Regions from separate parts of the Mus musculus genome. Here region 1 is linked to region 2. The links are chromatin loops, found by intact Hi-C in ENCODE. Cell type or tissue: left cerebral cortex. All regions are shown on one strand. Links, peaks and the distances in the headings refer to the core of each region. The heading gives the core; the rest is flanking DNA. Region 1 has its middle 43 kb from the start of Gm35742. Region 2 has its middle 63 kb from the start of Crp.

Evidence for each region. Hi-C counts contacts between places; a loop is a spot of excess contacts. Peaks named below come from ENCODE experiments on the same cell type or tissue, not always from the same donor. Only the 100,000 strongest peaks of a DNase experiment are listed, where the experiment ranks them.
Region 1: it touches region 2 in a loop (17-fold over the local background); 2 of 42 quality-filtered maps call a loop at or near these places.

What each region holds. Positions count from the first base shown.
Region 1 is chr1:173,025,217-173,041,413 of GRCm38, reverse strand. No RefSeq gene overlaps it. Among named protein-coding and RNA genes, the nearest start is that of Gm35742, 43 kb to the right of the region's middle. In left cerebral cortex, for the core only: no CTCF peak of the experiment used is centred there; DNase peaks (open chromatin) are centred at 7,959, 8,195 and 10,893.
Region 2 is chr1:172,752,627-172,768,823 of GRCm38, reverse strand. It overlaps the pseudogene Gm38051. Among named protein-coding and RNA genes, the nearest start is that of Crp, 63 kb to the right of the region's middle. In left cerebral cortex, for the core only: no CTCF peak of the experiment used is centred there; DNase peaks (open chromatin) are centred at 8,354 and 9,081.

The DNA.
Region 1 (16,197 bases), core at 4,936-12,935, 270 kb before region 2:
CAATGTATATAAAGTGAATAAATAAAGAAATGCTTTAAATAGACGATGGATAGATAGATAGATAGATAGATAGATAGATAGATAGATAGATAGATAGATAGATAGATAGATAGATAGATAGATAGATAGATAGAAACTGATGGGTAACACAAGAAACAAAAAGCCTAAAAAAGAAAAAAAAAGATATTCTAGAAACAAAATACAACAAAAGGAAAAATTACTTTCATGGTCTCATTGCCAGACCTGACATAAACAAGGAAGGGGGCTAAGCTGCAAAGTTTGTCAATAGAAACTTCCCCAACTGAAATATAAAAAGAAAAAACATGTTTTTTAAAAGGAGACACAATAGCAGAAGGGGTGGCAAAATGAAATCAGAACAAAAGGAATAGACAAGAGAGAGAATGGAAATGATGGCCATCAAGCCACAAATCCTGGACTCTCAGAGAAGAGAATGCAGTATGGTTTCACCATCACAAAAGCAAAAGAAGCAGAAGAAAAGCCTCCAATGTATGCTATGACCTGTGTGCCCAGAACCAACATCCAAGAGGAACTCTCACAGGAAGCCATGGGTAGCAGACTGCCTTCCTGATGGAAAACAAGGGGAACATTAATACGGAGTTCTTGTCAGTCACCATGAAAGCGGGAAGGGAAGAGTTAGAGTAAAGTATGTAGAAAATTTTGAAATGCCTAATGAAAAATCTACCCATGTAGAATTCTGTAAAGAGCAAAGTTATTCTTCAAACATGAAAAGGAAATTCTTTCTCAGACAAAAATCAAAGCCAAACAAATAAACAAAAGTCCATAAGAAGTCCACAGCCAATAGACCAGCCATTCAAGGAATGTTAATGTAGCTTATTATTCACAAGGAGGGAAATATCATAGGTCAGAAATCTGTGTAAACCAGAAGAAAAGCATAAAATAGGCAAGGAAGAAATGGGCATTAATAAAGTATCTTTTTTTCTTTTCCTATCTATAATCAGTCTAAAAATATAATGGTTTCTTCAAATTAGTAATGGCATCAATGTGTTACATCAGTGAAATGGGTGACTGCAATGGCCAGAGGAAAGTACAGAAGTGCTACCCCAAGACCTACACACATGTGATGGGGGATGGGGGTGTCTTTAAAATGGACTGACATTAACTTAAAATTCATGTTGTAGATTCTAAGGTAACAAGATTTTAAAAGAAAAATGCTATGCTAAGGAAATTGAAACAGCTTAAGGATATAAAGTACTCGCAACCACAAAACATAAAACTGAGTCAAAGTAAGTGTAATGAACATAAAACATTGATAACCATGGCATCTAACCCAAACACATCACCAGTTAAAACACATTGGCAGTGTGAGTTTAAAAAAAATGGAAAAAGACTGATCATGGGCATGGTGATATAATTCTTTAATCCTAGTATTCAGGATGCTGAGGCAAGGAGGTCTCTCTAAGTTGGAGACCAGCCTGGTTTACATACCAAACTTCAGGGTTACATAGTGAGACCTTTTTTAAAAAAGGAAAAATGGACATACAGGTTCTTTACAGTTCCTATCTGAAAAGAAATCTATTCAGACCACTTAGACATAATGAAATGGAAAAATATATACCATGATAACATGAGTTTTTTTTTTTTAATTGCTCCAAACAAACAATTTTCAGGTGAGCTGTGTTCATAGCCAGAAAGACTATGGAAGATAAAGAAAACTATTATATAATGATATAGTGTGAATATACAATTCTGTGTTGAGAAAAACATGTTAATTCTGTAAGGAAACCTAAATGTTCATGGATTTAACAACAACAAAGACAAACAAACAAACAAACAGCACCAAAAAAGACAAGGCAAAAACTACCATGAAAGGACAGAGACACATCGATCAGAGTAGAACCCGTGATACCCTCTGTCAGTAATTCAGAGGTTTAATAGACAAAAAGTCAGTAGGAATGGACAGAGAGTGAACAAGAGCTATCAATCTCTTTACTTAATTGACATTTACAGGCTAATCCACCTAACATCAGTGACATAAACATCCTTCTCAAGTCCAACCGAAGCTCATCGGGATGAGGCTTCTGAGCCACAAGCCACAGATTAGAAAAAGAAGAGACTAGAAATGGCATGCATGTTCTCAGATCACAACGGAATTATGAAATTAAGTCAGTAACAGGAGGACAGCTGAGAATTTCTAAAGTGTTTTCGGTTTTCAAACTTCTCAATAACTCACGGTTCAAAGAAGATATTTGGGAAGAAAAATTGTTTTGAGACAAGCTCTCACCGTTTGTCCAAAGTTGTCTTCAAATTCTCAGACTTTTTGCACAGGAGTTAACTCATGCTTGAATTCCAGGACTATATCACCACACCCAGCTGGTAACATTTTAAAGTGTGATTCTAAACTGAATGACAATACAAATGCCATTTATCAGAAGTAGAAGAATGAAGAGAAAGTGCTACTTGACACTGAGCCTTAAATTCACACATATGGAAAGAAGAAATATATAGCCTCAATCACCCAATCCTTGTCTTAGAAAATATGAGCAAATTAAGCTTAAATTAAACAGAAGAAAAAGAAATATTACAGTATAAATCAACAAAATTAAAATAAGAAAAACAATAATGAAAATCAACAAAGCCTAAGGCTGATGCTTTGAGAATATCAATAAAATTGATCAACGTCTGGGCTGCCTAACCAAGAAGAGGAAAATTAAGAAGAAGGAAACTAACAATTTCATGAATGAAAGAAAGATCAAACTACTGACTCCTTCATGACCTTGGCAGACTATGATGGGATATCAAGAACTCTATTCCTAGAAATATGGAAACTTAGCTGAAATAGGTCAATTTCTTTGAAAATTCAAAATACTACAACTAATTCTGAAGATATACACAATTCATATAGCCCTTTGCATACTAAAATTGAATGATTTATATTTAGTAATCATAAATTCAAGAAGTTATAGTGCTAGAGGGGTGGTTACGAGCACTTTTTGATCTTGCAAAGAACCTGGTTTGGTATGTTCCCTAATACTGACATAGTGGTTCACAATTACCTGTTACTCAAGTTTTATATATATATAACTATGTCAGTATATATATAGTGTGTGTGTATGTATATCTGTATGTATATATAGTGTGTATATATATATGTATATATATATATATTGTGTGTGTGTGTGTGCATGTATATATAGTGTGTATGTATGTATGTATGTATATATAAATATATGCCACAATATCTGGGCATTCAAGGGCAATTCATGCTTTAAAAATTAATCATTGTAGTCCATCCAATCAGTATCTAAGAAAGAAACTTTAGCCAGGCCTGATGCTACATATCCCTATTCTCTGCATTCAGGAAGCAGAGGGAGGAAATCTGGAGTTCTAGGCCAACCTAGACCACATAGTCACAACTCACTTCAAAGAAAAAAAAGCAGCAGCAATGAGAAATGAAAATCATGAGTTTGGAAGTGTGGTCCTGCATCATCAGCTCTTGGAAGGAGGATGCAGGTGGATCAGAAGTTCACTCATCCTCTAGTGTACTAGTTGAAGGCCAGCCTGGGCTACATGTGACTCTCTCCCAATAAACAAGTAGAAAGGGAGAAACGAGAAGAGAACTCAAGTTCTTATCAATTGATACAGGAGAAGCCATCAACTAAACCAACACCATTATTCAGCAAATTAGAACAGAAAGAAAGAACTTCCTCAACTTTATTTTTAAAAATAATATGAAGCATTTGCCTGTCATATTAAATGTTAAAATGGGTTGTTTCCCGTCTAAGATCATGATTAAAGCAACAAATAGTGTGCTCCTGAATATTCTCAATGGTGACGTAAGGCAGGCAGGAAACTGACATTGCTATTTAGCATACCCACAAGGAATTTTTAAAACTAGCAAGCATGTACAGTGACATCACAGAATATAAGACCAAACCAAAAGCTATATGCTTCTAACATACTAGTAATTAGAAGGTAAAGTTGAATTTAAAAAAAAAAATCTGTAAAATACCTAAAATATAAAAATAGAAGTTTAAACCCTTTAAGATAAAGTATTTTATAGAAAACACTGATACATAAGTTTCACTAGCATTGGCATTTATACCAGCCTAGACTACTTGGTGAAAACATGTCTTGAAAAAACAATTAAGTAAATAAACGTATACTTCTATAAAAATCAGTATATATAACTAATAAGAAATCCAAGTTGGTTTAAACAGAATGGCTGGTGTTCCCTGTTTTTTGGTTTCAAGATTCATAAGACTTACAGAGTCAACTACCCAGGACCAAGGGTGACCCACAGAAACTGAACCACCAACCACAGAGCATAAAGAGACTGGACCTAGGCTCTCTCTACATTCATAACGGATGGATGGTTTGTTTTTCAAGTGATTCCCCTAACAATCAGAGCAGGGGCTGTCTCTGTCTCTGTAGCCTGCCATTGGATCCTTTTCCCCTCCCAGGACTGCCTGGTTGGGCCACAGCAGGAGAGGACTGGCCTAGTACTGATGGGACTAGGTAGAGAGGGAGTACTTAAGGGAGAGATTTGTTAAGGTGGGATTTGGAGGAGAAGAGGGAGGGGACTGTGATGGAATGTAAAGTGAATAAAAAAGTAACTTATTGGGGAAAAAGAAATCAAAGAAGATTGCACAGTAATTGGGTGTTTGGCTATTCAATACTGACTACTTGGCAAGAGTAATACTTTGTAAGAGAAAGCTCATGACTTCTATTTCATTTAGACTCTAAATGCCTGTAAATCAAAAGATAGTTTTTGAAACCTTGATAAGCCACAAATGGGGATATGAGTGCTGAAACAGCTACAAACGGTAAATTATTGACAACAAGATTGTATAAACAGTTTATAAAAGTTGGATTTAGAAAAAAATGTATCATAAAAGAAGATTTATCACACTAGAAATATGAATGGCCTAGAGACAGTTTTTTTTAAATGCTCAGGAAAACGGCTAATTAAAAATACAATGAAATCTATTTTATATCCACAAAAGCAATAAAATTTCAAAATCTAACAATATTGAGCTAAATATAGTGATAAAAAATGTCTTCCATAGATCAACCAGGCACACTGGCAAAGAACACGAGATCAGTAAATTCGTTACATTTTAATTTTTAAAATGATTTTGTAAACTTGTGATGATTCATAGAATTAATAAATATTTTAACAAAATATATATGACATATTTTCACAAATTCTGCTTCATAATACTAAGCATTACTCTATTCTATATTTAACAAACAGTGGAGCAAAGAAATAATTTAAAATATTAAATACTTTAAAAGCAGTATACCTGAGTTTTTGAGTGAGAATAGCTGAAGTATTCCATATTATGATACAAACTATTTTTTAAATATTTAACCTGTCTACTATTTTGATGAACATAAGAGACTCAAAAATATGCCATGTTTTAATATTTTACATTTCATTCTAAAGCTAAATGTCCCTTTGACACTTCCCTAAATTATTAGTTTTTCATATCAACCAACTCAGCAAGAGTAAAACAAAGGAATTTTTTCCACATTTGAAAAAAAATCAGTCTTTGATGCTGTTAGAATGATTTTGACCTTATGACTAATTATTAGCTTAATTGAAAGTTGCACTTTTTAAAAAATTACACTTATTAATCTCACTTTTTTTTCTAAGAAAACTTTATATGGAAATTTGAAGTTGGAAAATAGCAAAATTCATACCTTTCTTAAAGTTCAACATTTTCTTGAGATAAGGCACCTTCATATGCCCTTGTGAAAAGTAACACATAGACTGCAGAGGCATCCTATGTAAGCTTTACCTTGTCTCCCCCCCACCCCCACCCCCACACACACAGTAGCATCCTGAAAATCATTGTGTGATATCTCAGCCAAAATATTGGCATCCATTTCTGTAGTCAACTGCAAATTTACCACCACAAGAATTCTGTGCATTCAGCCTTTCAAGCCAAACTCACTTCTTCACATCCATACTCATGTAAACCATGACAAATATCAGTGTCATCTCAGTTTCGATAATCATGTTATTTCTAGAATATTACATCAGCAAAATAGAAAATCAAGAACTTTTAGTGATTGTTTTATAAAGATTCTATAAAGATTAGTGTAGCTTGCCATATGAATCAATACTATGCTCCTTTTAATTGCTGAATAGTATTCTGTGCTATAGATATGCAATAGGTGTTTAAACTTTTACTCACCAAAGAGTGTACAGATTGAACCTATTTTGAGTTACAATGGACAAATATATTGCACACACTCAGATACAGACTTGAAATGCTTTCGATTCTCTGCTATAAAGGAAACAAAAGTGAAAGTGCTAGGTTATAGAGTACTTATACTTCTAGTTTTCAATAAACCATGAAAAGTTTATTTTTCCTTGATGGTGGCTTTGCAATTCCATATTGCCTGCAGCATGTATACTGGCTCAAATTTACCAACTCTTCATTGGCATTTGCTGTTGCAGTGGTGTCTATTGTGATAGGTATGTAATGACACCATGATTTTATTATCATTTTTCTAATATAATCAAAGTTCAACATCCATTCTTTTATTTATCTGCCATATGAATACTCTCTTTATTGAAGTGTTTATTTAGGTCCTGAAGTGTGATGCTAATTTGAGTTTCATTGTTAAGTTTTTGAGCCTTGCTTCTCCTCTTTAACATTTTTTTATATACTTCTTGTGTAGCCACTGCTGCACTTGAACCCCTGGCCCTCCTGTTTCTGCATCTTACTGCCTGTGATGAGAGATGTACTACATGAAGGCAGACTCCTGAGAGTCCTTTATACAGTCTAGATGCTGATCCTCTGGTCTGTGCAGTGTGTTTTATCACAGTCTAAACATTATGTTTGGAAGCTAAAGAGGCCACCTCCTGTAGCCAGGCAGGACTCCCAGTTGGGGGATAAGGACACCAACCCATTCACAAAAAAATTTTGACCCAAAATGTGTCCTGTCTAAACAAAATGAAAGGACAAAGATAGAGCAAAGACTGAGGGAATGGCCAACCAATAACCAGCCCGACTTGAGACCTATCCCATGGGCAAGAACAATCCCCTAACACTATTAATAATGAGACTCTGTTATGCTTGCAGACAGTCTAGCATGGCTGTCCCTCTGAGAGGCTCTACCCAGGAGCTGACTGAAACTCATAACCAAAGACCGGACAGAGGTTCAGGACTCTTACAGAAGAGTTGGGCGAAGGACTGAAGGCCCTGAAGGGGAAAGGAACTCCACAGGAAGACCAACAAAGTCATCTGACCTGGACCCTTGAGAGTTCTCAAAGACTGAGCCACCAAACAAAGTACATATACGGGCTGGACCAAAGCCCCTGACACATAAGGAATAGATAGGCAGCTCAGTCTTTGTGTGGGTCCCCCAATAACTGGAATGGGGGCAGACCTTAAAGCTGCTGCCTGTCTGTGGAATCTGTTCTCCAACAGGGCTGACTATTCTGGCCTCAGTGAGAGAGGATACACATAACTGCAGATACTTGATCTGCCAGGATCAGGGGATAACCAGAGAGGTCCCGCCATCTCAGAGAAAAGTAGGGGGAGTTGTGAAAGAATTCTATGAGGGGGGATAGAAAGGGAGGACAGCGATTGGACTGAGAAAAAGTAATAATAAATATTTTTAGAAGATTGTGTTTTCATCCAACCAACAGGGTTTTCCATAAAGTCAAGTATTTTGCTAAAACCCAATTTATCATCTTCCCTGTATGTATCATATTTCCACTGTTCATTCAAAGAATTCTTTCTAGAATTAGACCCTAAAATTTTTCTCTCATATTTTTTCTCTAAAAGTTTGTAGCTATGTGTCTTATATTTGCATATATGGCTCATTATAACTCAATAAGAAGTGAGACTTACATTGAAGTCCCATCTCTTGCCAACACATCTCTAGTATCCCAGGACTATTTGTTAAAATGGATTGTCTATTTTTGCACTGAGTGGCTTCCCAGACATTGCCAAAAAGAACTAGGACACATTTATGTATATTTTCAGTCCTCCACTATGTTTCTTCTGACTACTCTTCCCAGATCCTCTCTTCCAATCACTGATGTTTATCTTTCTCCTCCTGTGTATGTTGTGTCCATACAGTGAAGGTTTTCCAGTTCTGCACTGCTCTTTCTTCCATATCTCTCCTGACCCTCTTGTTCCTTCATGCATGTAAGGCAGGCTCACGGGTGCTCATCAGTTTCTGGGGTGCCTCTGCTTTAAACTCTCTGTGGGTTAACTGGAACATGTGTGCCTTCTTGGAACTGGCATCCATTCAGGCTTTCATCCCGCACTTTGATAGCATCGTGGTTCTGGATCAAGCATATTACATTTCTTTGAAAAGGGTATTTTGTGTTATATTGTGAGATTTGGGGTAAAGGTTTAAATATTCTAGTTTAGAAAACTTTTCTTTCTGATGTTTTAAGACAGGAGATTCTGCCTTGGATCAGTCTGGCAAGGATCCAGGGATGCTATTTTTTTCCATTGAGGTGTCTCATTACTGCTGGGTGAGGTTGGGAGATACACCCTTCATTGGGCTGCCTAGAGGGTGGGAAGTGTACTTTTTTACTAATAGATTCCAGGAGACTTCTAAGGACACTAAATGAGGGGTGGTGTGTCATAGGTACCCTATTCCAGATTGCATACACCATTTGTACATGAAAATACAAGAATTCTAGTTTCTCTGCACCATTGCTTCTAATTTCTATTGTCCACGTGATTTTGAATTTCAAATTTTGAAATGACTTTTGGAAATACTTTACATATTTTTAAATAAGTCAATTGTTAATGTGTAATTTAAAATAATTTATTCAACTCTAATGATTGTGTTTTATTATCTTTATAATTGTTTCCAAAGAAAAACCCTCAATTTTGATGGAGTATCAATATTCCCTTTCTGGTTATGTTTTTGTTGTTATTTCTGAAATCTTCCAAATTCCAATTCGAGAAGATTTTTATAGAAACAAAGCATAGATTAATTTCCTTTTTTATTAGATATTTTCTTCATTTACATTTCAAATCCTATCCTTAAAGTCCCCTATACTCTCCCCCTGCCCTGCTCCCCAACTCACCCACTCCCGCTTCCTGGCCCTGGCATTGCCCTGTACTGGGGCATATAATCTTCCCAAGACCAAGGACCTCTCCTCCCATTGATGGTCCACTAGGCCATCCTCTGCTACATATGCAACTAGAGACACAAGCTCTGGGGGTGGGGGTACTGGTTAGTTCATCTTGCTGTTCCTCCTATACGGTTGCAGACCCCTTTAGCTCCTTGGGTACTTTCTCTAGCTCCTTCATTGGGGGCCCTGTACTCTATTCAATAGATGAATATGAGCATCCACTTCTGTATTTGCTAGGCACTGACATAACCTCACAAGAGACAGCTATAATAGGGTCCTGTCAGCAAAATCATGCTGGCATATGCAATAGTGTCTGGGTTTGGTCCTGGCTCAACTGGTAATTATCATGTAGAAGAATGTAAATTGATCCATTCTTATCTCCTTGTACAAAGCTCAAGTCTAAGTGGATCAAGGAACTCCATATAAAACCAGTGATATTAAAACTTATAAAGGAGAAAGTAGGGAAGAGCCTCGAAGATATGGGCACAGGGGAAAAATTCCTGAACATAACAGCAATAGCTTGTGCTGTAAGATCGAAAATCGACAAATGGGCCCTCATAAAATTGCAAAGCTTCTGTAAGGCAAAAGACACTGTCAATAAGACAAAAAGGCAACCAACAGATTGCGAAAGGACCTTTACCAATCCTAAATCTGATAGGGGACTAATATCTAATGTTAATTTTTGATATAGTTTATCTTCCACATACAGATAACTACTTGTGAAAGAATCCTTTTGAAATATATCTTCTCAACTAAATCATCTTATGCAGCTTCATCAAAATTGCCTATGCACATTTGTGTACAGTTAACTAATCCTAATCACGTCCTAGTCTTTTGGCTAAGATCAAGTGCAATTGACTGATCTGATTCAGGAATATGGTCTCTTTTCTAAGATTCCATTCCCTTTGTACCCTTTTATTGGCTATTTCACCATTGCTTGGATTCACTTATTTCTAGGAATTTTAGCAAAATGTAAGATTATTTTGTCTGGATTCTGTTGTCTGTACAGTCTTCTCAAAAGTAGGGACAGCATCCCTAAGGGTAGTTATGCTTCACTACCCAGGAGCAGAGACATATGTGTTAATACTGGCAGAGGCTGCAGGATGCCCAGAGTTTCTGCAGCCCTGTAGACATCACAGTTGGAAATACGAATTTTTTTCTTTAGCCTTTCTCCCCCATACATACCTTTCCCTGAAGTTTTCCCTCCTAAGTGGTTCCTGTGGGTTTCTGACCCTAACAAATCTGTGGATATGGAAGCAAAACAGACTCACACCAAGACTTCACACTGCACTTAGAGTTTCCATTTTTAAAATGTCACCAGCCACCAGAGACTACAATTCTAGGATATTGATTGGGGGGAGCAAATAATCCATTTTTTCACATTGTAGCTTTTGAGTAGCTTTATAAAATCTTTTTTCATTCTCACCCAGCCTGCCTAAGACTTAAGTCACATTTTGTCCATTGAGTCTGTGCTTTGCATCCTGTCTGTCATTCGTCACTCATTAGTTACCTCCATTCTCAGATCCACTGTGGATATACTGCAGTCTTCATACATAAATAACACCTATTTCCTCCATAATGGCCTCAAACACAAACATTCTGTGCTGCCAATTCAGAGATGCCAAAGAGACACTAGATAGGGTTTCATTTAAGTAAAGGGATGGCAGTTCCTAAATAAGAAAGGAAAAATATGCAAGTTGAAGTTGCTAAGATCTGGAGTAAGAGTGAGTATTCTAACTGTGAAATTGTGAAGAAGGAAAGAAATTCATGCGGGTGTTACTATTGCACCTCTGAGTGAAAACTTGCAGTGGCAGGAAAGAACAAAAGCATAGTTATTATGTAAAAGACACCAACTCACGTGGTGATGGTGGTAGCAGCAGCGGTGGTGTGTGTGTGTGTTGCACATGCACACATGTACACACATGTGTGTGTGCAACACACAAAATGAGTGTGCATAGTTTCAACAGAATTTGGGGTTGCACGAGAATTAGGAATCAAAACTACCACTGTTGGCGAAAGGGGGGCTCCAGTAAAAGTTATTGTAAAGTTTGTCAGAGCTCTACTGAGAGAAAAAAGAAGGGGAGAGGTATAAAAGGGGGGACCAGGTATGGAAGGAGATGGAGGAGATGTACAGAGGGTCAAGAAATTAAACAGAGGTGTGTGGCAATGGGGGATGGGAAACTGGGGTTAGCCAACAGAAAGTCCCAGATTCCAGGAAAGAGACTCCCAGGACCCAACTGGGATGACATTAGCTGAAATAACCAACAAAGGGGAGAGAGAACCTGTAGAGACCATATGCAGTGGCTAGGCATGGCTCCGGGTTGAGGGAGAGGGCCACCTCAACCTTCTTAAAAATTTAACACAGAATTGCTCCTGTCTAAAAGAAATACAGTGACAAAGAGTGGAGCAGTAACTGAAGGAAAGGCCATCCAGAGACTGCCCCACCTGAAGATCCATACCATATGCAGACACCAAACCTAGTCACTATTGCTGATGCCAAGAAGTGCTTGCTGACAGGAGCCTGATATGGATGTCTCCTGAGAGGCTCTGCCAGAGCCATACCAATACAGATACAGAAGCTTTCAGCCAACCATCAGACTGAGCACGGGGTCCCAATGGAGGAGCTAGGGGAAGGGCTGAAGGAGCTGAAGGGGTTTACAACCCCATAGGAAGAACAGCAATATCAACCAACCAGACCCCCCAGAGCTCCCAGGGACTAAACCACCAACCAAAGAATACACATGGAGGGACCCGTGGCTACAGTTGCATACATAGCAGAGGATGGCCTTATCTGGCATCAGTTGGAGGGGAGGCCCTTGGTCCTGAGAAGGCTTAATACCCCAGTGTAGGGGAATACTAGGGCAATGAAGTAGGAGTGGGTGGGTGGGTGGGTAGGTAGGTGGGGGAGAACCCTCATAGAAGCAGGAAAGAGGGGGTGCGGTAGGGGTTTTTCAGAGAGGAAACCAGAAAGGAGAATAACATTTGAAATGTAAATAAATAAAACAACCAATAAAGTTTTGTTTCGGTTTGGTTTTAGAAAAAAATGGTGTAGGAGGAAACAGAAGGAATGACTGGTCACTCATCTTGAGGGTTAAAGGCACAAGATGATTCATGTGGCTACAAAATAAGAGTAGGTTTTGTTGTCTTGGGTTGGGTGTGATTGAGGCAATATTCAACCAAAAGTGGGAACATGGGTGAGAAAACAGGGTCAATATTGAGGCTATATCTCTGAGAGAGAAAAGCAAAGGGCTGGGCACTGAAACTCAAAGTTAACAAGTGGTACAAGTGTGTTTCTGAAGAGCAGGAGGGAACTATGTCAAGGTAAAGAGAAAGAGCTAATTGAAAGAAGCCAAGTGCTTTCCTTTACTCCGAGAATTAAATTAATTTAATGTAGAAAGGGTTATTTTAATTGCTACCCTTTGTTTGCAGTTGTTCTTATATTTTCTCTGCTTGCAGCATCTGTTGGCCTTTTGTTACTTTATCTTTTGAATAAAGAAGTAATCTTTCCTATTCTCTGGGGTCTGAGAAAGTCAAACAATGAAGCATTACATTAGAAAATTTTAGCATAAAATGAAACATACAACAAAGAATTCAAGAATTATTAAAAATCTATGTGGACATTGCTAAGTTGTAGTACACTTTATTTTTTTTTCTTCTGGTATTGAGGCAGTACAGAAAGGTCACAGTATTTTAACATACCCAAAGGGTTTTCACAGTAGTACATATCTCATAACATGTGTAATGCATGCAAACTATTCTTTTACAGAAGTATCTCTATTCACTTATTCACATATTTTTAGCACATGGATTACCAACTAATTTTCAAGGAAAAAAAAAACTACTCATAGAAAATTCTAGATTCCAGTCTTTAAAAGAAGCCATTTCTATTCATTCACGTAGGAAGCTGGTTTACTGTTAACATCAACATAACTTGAACACACAAACTCTACCTGCAATGTTCCTATCATGCATAAGGTGGTTCAACAACTCTGCTTCTGGATAATGCACATAAACCTGTAGTTAGTCCTTCTCCTTCCTTGTATTATTCCCAAGTCTCTCCTCTAATAACTCTGTCCTTTTTTTTTCCTTTTGAATCATCTGCAAGTGACTTTCATTCATTTTTATATGAAGTTCATCAGATTTTGGCTATTTACTGGTGGCTCATCTAGCCAAAAGAGAGGAACAAATACCACTGAGATTCAGGTATTCAGACCAACGAGCTGTTTGCTATAAGGTGTTACGTTAAGGCCTTTCTGAGACTTCCTCTCGAGACTTACCTCTAATGGAATGTGCATACAGGAACAGGGACATGCAGAATACAATGCATACAGTTATAGTTATATGGTAAAAATTTATTGACTAATAAGTATAGCTTTGCTTTAAACTAAGGCATTTACAAACATATAAACTAGCGCTTTTATTTTTCTGCAGATAAGGTGGTTTTCAGGAGAAGCTGTGGATTTTCTCTACAAACATCTTCCTCTGCTTCTTGCCCTCTGCTTATTAGACTCTGCCTTTTTCCTCCCTTATCAGTCAACCTCTTAATCCGGTGCTGATCTCCAGTCAGGTCCTGTTGAAAGTCGGTGGGAATGAGACATGGGATGATCTAGTACAAAGGCTTTATGCTCCAAGTGCGTGACTCAGTCTCACAGGTTTGAAAGGAACTTGATTAACACTGTGCAGTTAGCTGAATCATGGCTCATTTGATGCAGGTATAGTTTCTAAAATACTGGGCTATGGCTCCAAGATTTAAATTACATTTGCTAAAAATGTGGAAGAAGTGAGAATAAATCATGCCGCTGGAGAAAACTGGCGCAATTTTAGGATTTAATTTTAAAGCTGTTTAGAAATCACAAATACAGAGGAATAAACAAGAAAGAGCAATACCAAGAACAGAGGCTCCACTCCTAATCTATCTACTGTAATCCTGCCACAGTGATCTCACCAGGGAGGGATGGAAACCTGGTATCAAATCCTATTCTACCAGATGATCTCCCTTCACATCATTCCCATTATTTTGAATGTTTTTATTCTAATTATTTTGAAAGTAGGTTTCACTCTTTATCCTAGGTGGGCTTAGAACTCATTAAGATACACTGGGCTGCCCTTGAACTCATGGCAATCCTCCTGCCTCTATTTCCTGAGTCCTGGGATTATATTTGTGAGCTACTGTATCAGGCTCCATTGTGAATATGTCCATGGCATTGTTCTTGTAAACTCCTTGGCCTCTGTATTTACATGGACTATGTTTGACGTATTTTTGCCAAGCTATGAAAATTGTTGCACATATACTTCAGGTTAAAACCTTCAATCAGTTTCACAAGCAATAGTGTGCCTGACTTGTGGTTCTTCCCTCCATCTCCGACCTCATACCCTGTCACTTTCAGTTGTCTCAGACCCTCCAGACACTCTCCCTACTTTCTGTTCCAAGCTTGCAAAACCTAAACCCAGGTTAGGCTTTCGAACTTGCCACACTGTCTGCCTGTCACACCCACAGATCAGGCAATGGCAAATCGACAAACCAAATCGGATTCCCTCACCTACACCTGGCTTGGCACATTATGTTTTACAGTTCCTCACCACTCAGATTCCTTTGTGTATTGATATAGATCTTTACCCACCACAGTTGCAAGGCTGAAGGGTACAAACGGAGAACATGCGAGATGCTAAGTTTTCAGTATTTATATCTGGATTTCCACAGGGGAAGAAAAAAGTTGTTATACTCAAAAAGAAAAGTTCCCCCAAGTTCAGAGTCTGGCTGTTTCTGCCTTGTTACTCATAAGACAATTTCCTCGCACTAGTACAATGGTACAAAGAGAGGCTTTCTCTCATCGCACAGCATAAAGTTGTTCTTTTATATTGAACACTGTGTCTTCCTCTATTGTTGTTGCCTATTGCCACCTGGTGTGCTTATCTGACTGTGCTCTAGGATATGTGCCTCGATATATATATCATTGACTGTGACACTTCAGAGTTGAAGACAAAATAATCCCTTGAGAAATATTTTTAATAAAGGTTTTCAATGATGGAACACATGGGTTTGGCTACCCCAAAACTCAAGACTTCCCTACTACATTATATTCCTTTATAGTGACCACTGCAAAGAATGGCCAGTATCAAAACATAACAACACAAATGAATTTTGCTTAGTTCCACGGGTCTCTTTATATGCAGTAGAGACAGATCCCAAACCAGGTTTAAAAGAAGTAATCAAAAACCAACCAAACAACAATAACAACAACAACAACAAAGAGACTTCATTAAATGCCAAGAACACATTTTGAAAGTGTACTCCAAACTTGTCAGTGCCATATCATAGATATGTGTCCATGACACCCAGGCAGAAACATCTGGAAACTTGTCTGGATTAGCTGTAGAACACACCTCAAAAGATACCGTTTCTCTTTTGATCGCCAATTGTGTTTTTTATTTTGACAGGATTCCCTCTTTTGCTGGTATAATCACAGTTTTCCTGCTGACTAGTTCTGCTGTACCCAAGACACTTGGTTTAGCATTGCCATGGGTGAAAGCTGGTGTCCTGGGCTGGAGAGATGGCTCAGTGGGTAAGAGCACCCACTGTTCTTCCAGAGGACCTAGGTTCAATTCTCAGCAACCATATGGCATCTCACAAGTGTCTGCAATTTCAGCTCCAGGGGATTTGACCCTCTTCTGACCTAAATGGACACCAGCCAGGCACAAGTTCCACATATATACATGAGGCAAGCCTATCATGCACATAAAGTAAAAATTTACATTTTACTTTACTTTAATTTGATTTAATTTAATTAAATTTTCTAATTTAATTTGTTTTAAAAAAACTAATAAAAAGAAAGAGAGCTGGTGTCCTCCCAAACTTCACAAGTTGGAACATTATAGGCAATATGATAATATTAAGAAGTGGGGTCTGTAAGAACTAAGAGAATAATGAGGAATCCAGTCTCATGAATTAGACTTTTATAAAAACATTTTAATAAACCCTCTTGTACCCTCTGTCATATTAAGGATACAGAATCATCTTGGAAAAAACAAAACTCATCAGACATCCTATCCGTTAGTGCCTTGATCTTGAACATCTAAGTTTCCAGACTGGAACCAATGAA
Region 2 (16,197 bases), core at 5,209-13,208:
CACTTGACTATTGCTAATAAAATAAAGTGTTCTAACTAAACTTAAATATATAATGTATTTCATATGTTAATTGACTAGATTTAACATCCAAAACACACATTCACTATAGACTATAAATACATTCAACTTCATTTATCAATTAAAAATAAACTTAAGGCAAACTTGAAAATGAAAATGGTTATCTAATTTAAAATGAGTTAAGAGACATATGAATATATATGTATATATATGAATATAGCATTTAAAATTATTAAAATGTAAAATATGGGGTAGGAGCTGGAGAGATGGTTTTATCATTAACAGGGATTGCTGCTCTTTCAGAGACCCCAAGTTCCCAGCACACACATCAAGGGTCTCCCAGCCAACTATAACTCCAGTTTTAAGGAATCTGATATATTCTTCTGACCTAAAGCGACACCAGCACATGCCTAGCACACACACACACACACACACACACACACACACACAAGTGCACACAAACACACATTTTAAAAATAAAATAAGGAGCTAAAGAAACAGCTCAGTCTATAAAATATTTTCCATGCAAGCGTGAGACCTGAGTTTGGATTCCCAGCACCACACAAGAAGTTGGCCACGTTGGCACTCAGCTGTAATCCCTACATGGTGAGGCAGAGATAAGCAGACCCCTAGACCTCATCAGTCACCTATCCCAGCCAAACTTATGAGCTGAGATTCAGTGAGAGACCCTGTCTCAAAAAAATAAGGTGAAGAATGACTAAGGAGGACATCCAACATCAACCTCTGGCCTCCAAATACACACATGCATATGCTCACAGAAACACATACCTATCACACACACACACAGAGAGAGAGAGAGAGAGAGAGAGAGAGAGAGAGAGAGAGAGAGAGAGAGAATTTAAAATACAATGTACTTTTAATTCAAATAACTAAAAATAATTTTGAAATAAATTCAATAAAAATAAAACCATATATTGTTAAAATATAAACAATAAATATTAATAGGCTCTAACATTGAAAAACAAAGCCAGTTACTTGGAAAGATTAATAAAAATAGCTGATATGTTTTACTAGTCGTGGAAAGTATAATAAGCAAGAACAAAAATTATGAAGATGAAATTACAGAGAAAATACTATATGTAAGTTCTATAGCATCAAGATAAGACCTAAATGAGTTGGATGTTTGCTAAGAGAAGAATTTGTGAAATTTGGGGGAAATAGACACAAATGTTGACGCACCTAAGCCACAGGATAAATTGTTAGGAAAGAATCATTCCTTCTTCAGGCAATACTCCTCCCAGGTAGCGCATGATCATTCCCAGCTTGCTGGGGAACAGCACGTTCCCAGCATATACCAACCGTTTCAAAATACAGAATAGAGATTAAAAAAAAAAAAAGCCAAGCATCTACCTTCATGTGGCTAATATAACTGTCGCAAGTTCTAGACCAAGAAAGCATAAAGAAACTATTCTCCATTCTTTTACATAAAAGTCGCATCAATAGTAATAAATCAAAGTAATTAGTGTTTGTGATGTAGGATGAAGATACCCATAATAACCAGGCAGTATCCAACGCAGGAATATAGTGATGCCATAGAAGACCACAATCAAGATGCTCCATCCTCATTAACGTAGTAAAATGAAAAACATGAAGTAGATACAGAAATAGAGTGTAACAACATTTGAATCCATTTTTAAAGTAGTGGGTTTAAAATAGAGAAAATATCTCAATGTAACAAACACAGTTAAAATGTTGAAATACAGCAAGCATTACAAGAAAGGAAACAAAACAGATGCCTCATGTCACACCCACCATTCGAATCAGCCAGAAGTCTTAACAGTAGGCAACAGTGCTATTTTTAAAAGCATAAATATTGGGACGGAAGATTTACAAATACTGTGCTTGGAGACAATAAGATCACTTATCTAGAAAACCCAACACAATCAACTGAAATTAGAAGTAACAAGAAAGCAACCACATGTCTGATCAGTGTCTGAGTTTCCTTTTAGTTGCTGTGATCAAACACCAAAAAGAGCAACTTGAGAGGAAAGGGTTCATTGGGCTTGTAGCTTACAGCCCATCATCCAGAGAAAGCAGCAGAGGAACTGAAGGCAAGATCATGGAGGAGTGCGTCTCCCTGGCTTGCTTCTCACGGCTTGCTCAGCCTACTTCTTTGTCCAAGTCAGGACCCCCTGCCCAGGGATAATACCTCCTGCAGTGAGATGTGACCTCACATATCAACTGGCAACCAAGAAAATGTCCCACAGCCATGTTTATAGGCCAGTCTGATGAAGGCAATTACTGGGCTGGGATTCCCTAGGTTTGTGTCAAAATGACAGAGATTATTATCATCCTTAAATAAAGAACAAAAACACTCTACACAAAAGCAACAAATCATTAAGCTATGATAATAAAACCAAATTTAATTTAAAAACAAAAGCAATTAAATACAATAGAATCAAAAGTGTAAAAAAAGGAAAGTCATTGTTACGGGTATCAAACCTTGTTATAAAGAACGTCCTCTGGAGCAGCTTGTTACCAGGGCCGTAATGGAACACTATGGAGAGTCAAGGGCAACGCATATAAAGAACAGCACGGTGGCATGTTAGAGAAGGAAAAGTCGTCCTGCTCGGTAATTATGACTGGCAAAATCAGCTGTCGACTTAGGAGCAAAATAAAAAGTTACTGCCCAACCTTAAGACGTTCTCAATTATTCATAAAAGAACAGAAAAAAATATATACAATAAAAATTTTAATTGATCATAAAAGACTAAGGCTTTTTAAACAGAAATACAAATGACCAAAGAAAGATATTGGTATATTTGATGACAGCAAAAATCTTAACTTCTACAAGGCCAAAAGGTATCACTAAAACCTTGCAACATGAGAAGCAGATGAAAAAAGAGAGACTGGCAAGTTTATAACTGACAATATATTAGTATCTAAATATTTACATTCACTTTTTAAAATCTATAACTAAAAGGCAAACAAATCAAAGGGAAAGTGTGTAGAAAAATTTGCATGTTGTACATCAAAAGCCAAGAGAAGAGACAGCAGAAACCCTGAAGAACTGGATGCTAGAAAACCATTGGAAGGGAAGAAAACTATTTAAAAAGCAAATTTCTAGGTGAACTACCATTTTGTTACAGTGCATAATTTTAATAAGATATCAATATTCATGAGAGGTCCTCAAAATAATGGTGAGTTAGGTTGCTATGAAATTCCTGTTTTGTTTTGTTTTATTAGATATTTTCTTTATTTACATTTCAAATGTTATTCCCTTTCCTAGTTTCCTCTCCGAAAACCTCCTATTCGCCCCCATCCCTGATCACCGACCTACCCACTCCTGCTTCCTGGCATTCCCCTACACTGGGGCTTAGAGCCTTCCCAGGACCAAGGGCCTCTCCTCCCATTGATGACCAACCAGGCCATCCTCTTCTACATATGCAGCTGGAGCCATGAGTCCCTCCATGTGTATTCTTTGGTTGGTGGTTTAGTCCCTGGGAGCTCTGGGGGTACTGGCTAGTTCATACTGTTTGTTGTTCCTCCTTGACGCAAATCCCTTCAGCTCCTTGGGTGCTTTCTCTAGCTCCTTTGCTGGGGACCCTGTGCTCCATCCAATGGATGGCTGTGAGCATCCACTTCATTCCTGTTTTTATGTTTAACAAGAAGAAGAGTTGTTTTTTAATTTGTTTGATTTTTATCTTCATCTATGGAGTCTAAATGTGTGTGTGTGTGTGTGTGTGTGTGTGTGTGTGTGTGTGTGTGTGTGTGTGTGTGTGTGTTTTGTATCTGTCTGTCTGTCTGTCTGTCTGTCTTTGGTTCCAACACAGTACATGGCAGGCAAGCACTCTGCTACTTAGCTATATCCACAACTCTCTTTTATTATTTTTGTTGGACCACAGGGTTGCGGGGAACCAAAGCCAGCTCCTCTGCAAGAGCAACAAATGTTCTTAAAGAGCTGAACCTTGCCAAGTTCACCACTCTTAAAGTTCGAGTTCTTTACAAATGAGCATATATTCCAAGCATTTTATACAACCCTAAGAACTGAATGTCCAAAGAAAACTTACTCTTGAAGCGTGTGTTTATAATCCCAGAAGTCAGAAGCTGAGGTGGGAGAATAGTGAGCTCTAGGCCAGGCTGAACTATGGCCAGATTTTCAGACTGGGAACCCCCAATCCTCAAACACAGCAGTCCCATGGCAAACAAGCAACCAAGCTCCGCGCCTCTTTCTCATCCTTCTTGCAGATTTGAACAAGAAGTCTATACTTGCAGGCTAAAACTCTGCAACAAGCCTGAAGAGGCACTCTAGGGAAGCAACCCGTGCACCTCCACTGTGGTAAATTGAAGATAAGGAAGTGGGAACTTCCAGGAGACCATAATCCCTTCAAAGAGTTTCCAGAAGCAGTTGAGGTTTCAGAAAGGCCACCATTTTATGCTAGGGCAAAAATCACTTGAAGGTTCTTTTAATTTTCTGATGTCTTTTAAGCTAGTCAATTGAACTTGGAAAGGATTGAAATATAAAAGGTTTCAGCTGAGCAGGTTGCGTTCTGTTAAATGATACAAATTGCATGTGCCATTTAACATACCTTTATCTCTGCAGATTGGATTCTAATAGGTAAATTCATCTTCTCTGTATGAGACTTTCTTGCTGATACCTGGAAGGTCGCTGTGTTATTATTCAAGTCTTTGCTCTCCAAATGAGGAGACTGGAGAGACAGCTATAAAAGATGTTCTGGCTTAATATTTCATCACTGGAGAGAGAGACAAGGCTCTGGTATGTTGTTGCCCCATATGTGATGCTGTTTAAGGCAAAACAGTCCAGATGATACAAGAGGCACTTAAGTCCATCTACCACATTCTTCTGCCCTCGGAACGCCCGTGGGGAAGACCTCTGCTCCCTGAAGAGGGGGACACAGTGTTCCATAAGAAATGAGCAATCACAGGGCGACCCTAGAAAATGGGCAAGCCTACACAATCTGCAAAATGTGAGCTTTGTCTAAGCAGAATGGGAAACTGTTCCTCAGCCCTGTGCTTAGAGAAGCTGGAACCTACTGTTTAAACGAAGGGCTAGGTTCCGAGGGACTCTTGTGGGGTTAGAGGAAGAGTGTTTTCATGTGAATGTGGAGAGGGCCTTTGCATAGATGGGATCAACCAAGGGGTAGCAGGGTTCCCACATGCAACAGTATGTGTCCACAGTCTCCAAAATTGCATTCACCTGGGTAGACTTGCCTTCCCTAAACATCCTTTGGTTGGTTATGTTACTCTCAAAGATTCGAAAGTTAAAAGTAACAATTGCATGCGATAAAACTTAGGCAGTAGCCATAAGTTGTTTCCTTCTTGGCTTTGTTTCATTTTCTTTTCCAGATTCGGAAGAAACTGAGAAAAATGTATGTATGTGCCTTTCTCGTCCATTTTTAATTTGTCAATTAAGATGTCTCATTCACAACTTAAGTAATTATACAGTAATTTGGCATACAATAAGTTTTGACATCTTAAAAAATATATTACATCACTTTTTAGATATATGCCAGTGAATATTAAGATTTCATGTATCTCAGTCACTTGGAAATGCATAAGCTCTCCTGAGTCAAAACTTTCTTTCTTTCTTAAACTCATATTTGAACTCCATTCCCCCCACAAAATTTTATTATAATGTAAATTTTAATGCTTCAAAGTATGCTTTTGATCACCATTTATAATGCCTTGAAACAACAATAAATAAACAAATAAACTAAAATGCATTTTTTACTGAATCTCCAGTTTCCAAAAGGATCTAAAAAGAAAAAAAAAAGTCTATTCTGGATTAAGTGGTCATTTCAATTTTTAATTTGTATGTAGTTTTGATAAATAATTTTAAACACAAAAGCATGGTAGGGCAGGAAATATGCTTCTTAATAAGATAAATGAGGCTTTTTAGAAAATTAATTTACATATACATGGATGAACATTCTTCATTACTGTAGTGAGACAGGATTTGTCATCAATTTTATTCTCTCTGTAATGTAAGCATGAAAACAACTCCTTCAATAGACAGCTAGATACAAGTAGCTTTACTGTAGTAATGTCCTTTGTTAGCTTTTCTTTTCAAACCACATTTATATTTTTAAATTACATGCAAAACAAAATGACATCTTCCTTCAGAGTCACTGAAAGCAAAGACATGAAACTGCCTAAGATGCAGAGGATGTTTTGCTAGGAATTAGCTGTTTTCTCAGCTCTCAACACCAGCTCTTTGAGTGGTCTCCTTCCTTGGCCCCTAGACACTCTTCCATTTCTCCTTGAAATGCTACCATGCACCTCCAGGGACATGTTCACCTGATTTGTAAACAAACAGTTGAAATACACAAGCTCAACTATCCTATACGGGATGCTAATCTTATCAGAGACAAATGCTGGCTGAAAACTATAGGCAAAGTATCTTGGCAGCAGGTGACTAACTGGGGTAACAAACATTTATGCAAGCATATATTATTACATGGAAATTTCAAGAAATTTTCAGAGATAAAGACTGGATTTCATGGTCCTAGGTGGATAGCTCAGTTGTAGATAAAGTATTTGCCTTTCAAGTATGAAGGACTGAGCTCTGTCCTCCAGACCCCAGGTGCCTGCTCTACACTCCCATGGTCAAGAAGTTCTCTTGGCTCAGTGGACTGCCACAGTGGCCAAATCTGCAAGTTCAAGGTTAGTAAGAGACTGGATTTCCTCTAGTCGATTGATGGGATTCCTTGGTGTCTTTAATGGTGAGTAGGGAGGTGCATCTGACTTTTAAACATCAAAGAAAACACCTGTTCTCACTTATTTTCTTGAATCAACCAAAACAATAGGAGAACCTAAAGGCAAACTCGTCTTCAATAAAGCTACAGATGTTACTATTCTGAGTCTCACATATAAAGAAGGGTAGTCATATATTTAGTGATGGAGGACATACTAAACCAAGATGTGGCTGTTGATGGAGGAAAGGGAGCGGAGTGTATACTCATGATAAAATTGGTAGGAGATAAACAATAGGAGTAGAAAAATATATTGAAAGATAGAAAATGTTCTCAAATTTAAAAATAAAACTCAAAGTGTTAACAATGCCATCTCTCCTGTAGTTAACCTATATTGTTATGAGACCTTAAAAGCAAACAGCTCAAAACTCTAAAAGTAGATATAAGAGGGACCACAAATACATTCTACCTAGAGCAATTAAAACAATGTGGTGCTGAGACATGAATAGATGTGTTAATGAAACAAGAATCTCTAACACAGACCTAAAAATGCAACAGTTATAATAAAAATTAATTTTTAAATCACAGGAGGGAATGTTTAATGAAAGCATTGGGATGGGTGAATAACAAGGCAATGAAAAAACAGATTTAGATGAATACATCAGGGGAAAAAGTCCAACTTGATCAAATATCTACATCTTAAAATCAAACCAATAACAGCAACTAAAAATAAGATCAACTTCTAAGATCTCAAAATTGGAAAAAAAAAGATTTACATGTGGGGAAAAACCCTGAAGTCACTCATAAATTCAACTCTGTTAAAATAAAAACTAAACATGGCAACTTTACCATAATTCAGAAAATAAATTACAAACTGAGGGTGGGGGAAGGTGTGTGCATGCCAGGTTATTAATATATAAACAAGATCAGTAGCTCAAAGGAAAGTGATTGGAACCAAGGACAACAGGAAACAGCTCTGAGAAAGGGTCCTCAAACTCCCAGAGATTAAGAGGTATTCCATTTCAGTTCAAAAAATAAACAATGCTAAGCAATGCTACAAGAAAGCAAGCTAACAGCAAATGAGCTTGTAGGTTTCAGTTGAGCCCAGAAGCTCAGGAGTAGTACACACACACACACACACACACACACACACACACACACACACACACACACACAGAGGAGGAAGAGAGGGAGAGAGGGAGAGAGGGAGGGAGGGAGGGAGGGAGGGAGATGGAGATGGAGATGGAGATGGAGTGACAGAGAGAGACTTTCCCAGTGTATTTTTCCCTTAACTCTCTTCTTTCAGCAAAGAAAGATCCCATATAAAAGATGATTGATAGATAAGATACATACATACATACATACATACATACATACATACATACATACATACATACATAGAAAGGAAGAAATAGATTTTAAAGCTTACAACAGGCTGTGGCTTTCATGTATTATATTATCAAAAAGCAATTCATTGAGGTGCCTTATAGTCTTTTAGTTACTATGCCTTGATTCCAGCCCTACCTTTCCAAATAAACCCACCAACCTTTGTTCTGCCCACAGGAGGTACAGAGTGTAAGGCTGGAAAGAATAAATTCCTTCCACCTGTCTGTTTTCTGTCCCTGCCAGCAACTCAGCAGTCCAGTTTTCACCTGCCCACTCCCTGTTTGGTTACTGCAGCTTCTGAGTCCAGTTTGCAAGGTTTCCAGAATTTGATCATACAGCTTGCTGGTTCCACATCGCTAGTCAATCAGTGCACCCTGCTGGGACTTTGGTCTCAGCTCTACAGGGGTCCTCCTCCAACTTCACAATACTAGCTAAACCATACTCTATTCAAAAAGGTCTGGGTCTCCATGTTAGGAGGCTCGTCGTTGGACAGCTTCTAAATTAATCATTTCAACATCTTTGCTTGTTCCTGAGCCCTGGAGATGCTATCTGTTTCCTATAATCAATCACTATCCCCCTGACACATACACACAGAGGGAGGGAGGGGGGAGGGAGGGAGGGAGGGAAATGGAGACGGAGACAGAGAGACAGAGAGAGACTTTCCCAGTGTCTTTTTGCCTTAATTCTCTTCTTTATAACCACATTTGGACCTTGAGAAATCTGTATATAAAACTGAGCTAAAATAGCCGGATGGACTTCTGAAAGGCTCTTAACCATATGCTAAGAAAGGAATGGAGACACAGATGGTCTCGGACATGATTGGAAAGAGGATTGATACTCCCTGTGATGATTTACGCATGAAATGTCCCCAGGATTTGTTTGAACTCTTGGTCCCCCACCTTTGTGGCACTGTATTGAGAGTCTGGAACCTTGTGGAGGTGGAACATGGAATGGTAGCTGAGACTCTAATTAGATTTGGTTTCCTATATGCCAAGCCTGGAGCCACCCACCCCTTGCCATCCTTGAAGTGAGAGACTGTATCTACTGAACTATGCATGCATTTTCTTTTCTTGTCAGCTATTCTGTCCCAGCCACAAGCAAAGTAACACTCCCCAAGAAAGCTTGTGACTAACTGCAATTTCATTTCTAGGAATTTATCTAACATATAAAAATGATACATGTGTGAAATACTGTATAAAAACTGGAAGCTGTCATATTTTTACAAAAGTTAATCAGTAGCAGACAAATTAAAAGATCACCAACAAGTAAATGGTTCTCTTCAACTTTTTTTTTTAGAATCTTCATTGTCCTGGCTAGTTTCTCATGCTATTGTGGGTGGTGCCACTCCTGGATTGGTGGTCCTGGGTTCTATCAAAAAGTAGGCTGATGATCTCATAATTGATAATTTAGGCTAAAACTACCAAGGGACTGAGGACAGATATTGTGTGTAATACGTTTTCCCAAGTAACTATTCTCTACGTGTGTAGAGATATTGCTATGGTAATGAGTGCTCAGACTGTAGAGGTACTCAGAACTCTGTAACATTACTTTTTTGTAAACGCTTTTTCACTCTTAATAAATATATATGTGACATTAAAAAAAAAGTAGGCTGAGCAAACCATGTGAAACAAGCCAGTAAGTAGTACTCGTCCATGGCCTCTGCATCAGCTCCTGCCTCCAGGTTCCTGCCCTGTGTGAGTTTCTGTCCTGACTTCCTTCGATAATGAACAGGGATACACAAGTATAAGCAAAATAAACCCTTTCCTTCTCATGTTGGTTTGGTCATATTTTTATTGTAGCAATAGAAACACTAAGACACTCATACATGTATACAACGAAATATCGTCATATTCACCAAACCTATTCCAACTCCCCTTGGAAAGAGTTTTAAGTTTTAAGTTTTCATTCATGAAACATTATGCAGAAATAAAATTAATCTCTAAAAATCAGTATAGGCTCTGAGATGACAGTGAGTGTGAAGGGAATGCACAAATGTAGTGTTTGTAGCCTCTGCTTGAATTTTTTTAATTACAAAAAAAAATGTATGTTTGCATAGAGTGTGTCTGGGAGGATGCATAAGAAACTGATTAGAACAGGGGTGAGATAAAGACTTAAATGGTATTTGCCAATCCTCTTGGACCTCATAAATTTTGTAGGAGATAGATAGATAGATAGATAGATAGATAGATAGATAGATAGATAGATAGATAAAGATAGATATCTTCTACAAAAGAAATTTAAATAAAAAAAAATTTAAATATCCACTGGGAAGAAATGAAGTATTCTCTAACTCAAAACTGCAAAATGTGCAAAAATGTTTATCTGTTCTCTCTCCCAAGGCAACATTAGCAGCATGTTAAAAAAAAATAAATAAAAATGATTTAAACTCACTGCAATGAAAAGAATAGGAGAATAGCTATTAGCAAGTGAAATATTCCTAAACATTTCTGCAAGAGGAAAAGTGGATAAAACACTGTGAAGTTGGGCAGGGGAAGCTGTAGTCTAGGATATATGGCGATGCAGGGAGGGCTGCAGGCAAGCAGGGAGAAAATCTCCCCAAGAGAGCCTAGAAATCTCCATCCTGCCTCCAAGACCCAGGGCTGCAGACAGTAGTGGTAGCCCCTGAAGGTTATTAACAGCACTGATTCCACAGTCCTCCCCTAATCCTTTAATCACACTGGCTGGATAATAAGTGTTTTACTTCCATGCCAAAAACAAACGCTTAAACAAAGGGTATTTTCTAAGGAAAATTACCAAAATAAAGCAAACAAATGGAGATGGTGATGTTTTAGGACTCTCAAAGGTTTAGGGGGCCCTTTAAATTGCATAATTAAAGAATGTCTAACCTGAAGGCAGCCTCGACACACACTCATCCAAAAAACATACGCACATTGGATTTTTTTCCCTTAGTCTTAAATATGATGGATGACCAAAGTCCATTATGCGCTTGTACTTGAGGTGAATGCAACTTAGAAGGAAAATACAGAGATAAGGTAGGAGAAAATTAACTCTGGAGGTGGTATAGGCTACTCGGGGGACAGGAGAAAATTTAGAAATAAAACTCTATGCCAGGTGTGATGGATGGTGCAGACTTGCCATTCCAGCTCCCAAGAGGCTACGGTAGAAGAATCCTGAATGCCAAGCTGGAGTTACATAGAACAATGCCATGGAAAATGACTAGGGAGAAGCTAAAACTTCACAGATAACTCCACATACAAGCTCTCATTAGTAGGGAACAAAGTATTATTTTTTTAAGTCAGTGAAATAAGAAAATACAAGACACTTAGCAAAAATATGTGATTGACAAATTAAACATTATGAACAAAAAATTAAAAATATAAAAGGAGGAAAAACCTCTCTGAATATTGAACCAAGAAATTCCAATATCCAAGTAACAAAAAGTCCAGAAAGAGACAGCTGAGGTTGGCTAATCATAAAAGAAATGAGAATAACCCAAATTCAACAACCAGTTTCCAAACTAAGATTGTCCACCAGGTACCCAAGGCAACCAAGATATTCACATCTGCTCCCAAGTTCTTGAAATTTCAGAGTATCAAAGGGCTGGAGAGAGAGTTCAGCAGTTAAGAGCTCTTAGTGTACTTCAGAATACATAATTCAGTTCCCAGAACCTACATCAGGCAGCTTAGAGCACTCTATAACCCCAGCCCCAGGTAATCTGACACCCTCATCTAGCCTCTGCAGATACCTGCTTACACATGGTGTACACACATATAAATAAAAATAAATCTTAAAAAATATAGAGAGAAAATCCTAAAATTTTCTTCAGCAGAAAAAAAAGCCATTAAATTATAAGAAATATGTTGGTATCAAATTTGAGAAATGAATATAAATTTTAGTGGAGAAGGTTCTTCATAGTCATAAGCAAGGGGGAAATGGCTTGGGGGACTGGAACAGTAGCTCAGTGGATAAAAGCATTTGTTGGACAAACATGAAGACATGAGTTCAAATCCACAATACCCAAGTCAAAGGCTGGGCATAAGCTTTGAATGCTAGTTCTGTAATGCAGTAGGAATGGCAAGGTGGCTGGAGCTTGTGAGCCACCAGACTAGGTGCAGGCTCAGTGGGAGACCCTGTCCCAAAGGACTAAGCACGTTGCGATAGAACAGGACATCCAATGTCTTCCTATGGCCTCTGCACATACACAGGAGGAGCACATACAACACACCACACACACACACACACACACCACATATACAACATATACAACATAACATACCACACAGCACACACACATACCACACAAACACACAGCATACATACAACACACACACAACACACATACACACAAAACACACACATCCCACACACATATGCACACACCACACATATACACATATATTCTACATATAATACAGGGGGATGGTAGAAGAAACTAATTCCTTAGATTTGATTATATTCTTACTCCTAAAAAGACAAGAAATAGAAGAAAGAAGGAAAAAAGGATTGGGGACTCTAAGGGGCAAAAAAACAAAGAGAAGAAAAAGATATTACACACATACACCACACACATACAATACAAACATAACACACATGATCACATAACACACATAATCACACAACACACATATACACACATACACAACACACACACATAGGGTGGTATTTTCAACTTAGAATTTGACAGCCATTTTGATATCAATGTGAGAGGACAGAACAAAGGCATTATCAGGTTTGTAAGGACCTCCCTACCTGTCCATGGAAAATTACTTTAAGACGTGTTCCAGAAAAGCTAAGAAGCGAACCAAAAAGAGAAAGATATGAGATCAAGGAAACTGGAGCCATAGCATGGAGAGTAATGAAAAGAAGACTCAAAATGACATCTCTTAGGCCAGCCTAAGTAACAATCAGCCCAGGCTAGGAAGAGAGAGCAGCCGAGTCCAAAATAAGGTATTGATAGGTAGGGGGATGGTAGAAGAAACTAATTCCTTTGATTTGACCATATTCTTACTGCTACAAAGACAGGAAATATAAAAGAGAGAGAGAGAGAGAGAGAGAGAGAGAGAGAGAGAGAGAGAGAGAGAGAAATGATTGAGAACTCTAAGGAACAGCAAAACAAAGAGAAGAAAAAAGATAATTATATCATTTGGCTCTGCAGTGGACAATATCCACAAAATCATAATCACATAAACACTCCCAAGCTTCAGTGTTTAAAGCCCATCTGTAGACAAAGCGCATAATTTTTGCTCTGATAAGAATAGAATGTAAGCTCCACAGGTGATCTGCAGATCTAAGCTGTGTGAGGAGAGAAGGGCGACGGGGAGGAGGAGAAGAGCACAGAAAGCATTGCATGAATCTCCCATCCTACACAGTGCAAAAGGGAAGACAGACGTTTCAGGATGCACCTCTGCTGTTTGGAATTTAAAAAGCAGCCGGTGCAATATAAAGAGATGACTGACGGGTGTGGTCCATCGGGGAAGCGGTCAAGATGTGCCACTATTTTCTGTCCTGATACAAAGTCTGTAGCTACTGTTTAAAATCCACAGCAAAGGGAGTGCTTTAGAACTGTTGTTGCTGCTTTTGAAAAGCAGTGGCTACCTCCATAGATGTATGCATCTTAAAATTCAAAGTGAAGTAAAACTAGGGCTATTAATAAGGCATGAGTCCCTCACTTTTCCAGAAAACTATTCTATATTATTCTTCATCTTTTGGGGGGGTTATTTTTTTATTTGTGGGGTTTTTTGCCATTGTGGTTCTGTGTTTGTGATGCAGAAGACCCAACAGAGCAATAACCCTGAACTCTGAGCTCCATGCCCAGCCTCATCTTTTTAGTATGGGCATCTATGGGTTGGGTAATATATAAATACATGCATAAAATGTTAAAGAACTGTTGTTGCACATATTTTACAGTATTAAACATCAAAGTTTGAAGTAATTGTGAAAAATGTGAACAGGGCCAATAAATATCTTATGAGAGCGTGTCAACTTGCTCTCTGCTCAATCCCCAGTGCCAAAGAGAAAAGATGTGGTATATGATATTGTATGAACTTAATTATCCTCCAAATAACCATGTTCTCTGAGGTTCTTGGTTAGAAGCAATGGACAATTTTAAAACTCTAGGACGTTTCCTAGCAACTTAAAATAAAGCCATTCCCTCCAGTCCTAAAGTGTCAGTGAGCTAAGAAAGGGAAGCAATGGCACTAACAAGGTGACTCACTGGTACTCAATGACCTAAGTTCACTCAATGGACCCAGGTGGTGGAAGGAAGCTACTGACTCCCACACGTGTAGTCTGTCCTTCACACGCTTGCTATGGCACTGATGTGTATGTGCGCAGACAATAAATAAATAAATAAATGGATGGATAAATAAATAAATAAATAAATAAATAAATAAATAAATAAATGTAAAATTTTAAGAAAAGGATTTTTAAAAAGAAGAAGAACAGAAACCACTCTGGTTCAGAGATGAGAAGACATGAGCCAATGCCCCACATCTGCATCCAACCCAGCCTATGACTTTCAGAAAAGCAGTTTTCCTCCCTGAAGCTCAGAGTGCTCATGGAAAGGAAGAGGGCTGTAATGTGTCAGTAGATTCCTTGGGCAGTGATACCACCCTCCCACAGTGTATGGTGAACATTTGTAGGATATTTTTGATTGTCATAAAGACCGGGGAAAACTCTTGATGTTCAGGTAGTACTCCAATGGTCTGAATATCAGGTGCTTTCTTTTGTTCATTCTGTACAGAGGTCAGACAGAAGAGACATAAATGCCCCAGGTTCCAGGTGGCTCCTCCTCTGTATTAGTTGTACCAAGTGAGAAAAATCACAATAGCCACTGAAGCATAACACCAAGTAGCTGCTATCAAGCATCCAACCCTTGCCTTATCCAGTTTCAGAATAGGGGTTCATTTGAAAAGTTCTTTGCCAGGAATAAATCTACTACATTTTTAAACTCTAAAATCCCACAATTCCTTGGAAGTTCCATTCTTTCGGTCCATTCTATTTTCCAGAAAGGATAATATTACCATTATCCTCTTACCATTATCTGCTCACACATGCAAAACACATTTGCATCATGGAAGCATAACTATGCAGATAGAGGGTCCCTCTCCTAGTCTGAGAAGGGAGTTCTTGTCTCCCTTGGGACAAGGACTGTCCCCATCATGTCTTTCTTACAGGGTTAAACCAAGGGAAAAGCTTTGAGATAGTATGTATCTGCATCAGTGGGGAGCTGGATATTAAGAATTAAAAGATTTCTTAGAAACAAACGTATCTGAGCTTTCATTGCTCTGACTCTTCAGTTTTCTTCACAGACACATTTATCCTTTATTATCTGGAACTTACAAAGGCTTTTTTGTACACGCTGTAGGACTACAGAGCTAGGTCTCAGGACACGTTGCAGTGGGGACTCTCACCACTGTAATCTCTTTTAGGCAGCTGCTTATCTACTCTGCACTACAAGTGTCAGAGAAAGTCGTCCATTGTTGGTATTCTCTCACGTCTTGTTCAGGTACCACCAGGAACTGTGGCTCTTCCTTTTCTTGTCCCCCTTTGAGTATCTCAGTGCCTTTCATAATAGCTGGAGCATAACGGTCATTAAGCATCATCCACAGATGTATTTATTCCCCCACACACACACTTCCTTGTTCTTGTGTTCTTTCTCTGTCCCTTCTCTCACTCTCCTGATGCTTCCTACAGGTAGACCCCATTTTATGTAATGCCATTCTCACAGGCTTCCCTGCCCTGCTTATATCAGACACAAAGGCTTCCTCACCTACAACTATAAAAGCATGGAGAAGGGTGCACTCCCTCTGCTCTTCAGTTTCCTCCAGGAACCTCTCCTGCAGCTTCATCTTGGGTCTCTATTTAGCCTCAGAATCTCCTCTTGAGCTTGACCTCACCTATGCTCTAGGGACACCCCCCAGTGTTGCTTACCACACATCCCTCCCTTCTGGGAGACAGCCACACTCAACAACCTGTGAGAGAAACCACATGCTTCTTATGGGTATGCATCTTAGATTGCATCAAATATGAAGCATCCTCCTAATTCTGGGTTTTCTCTTGGATAAGGTATAAATTCTCTATCCATCTCAGATCCTTAAAATAAAATCCATTCTGGGCATAATTTTGAATTGGCAGTACATCAAATGCTACAGCCAAC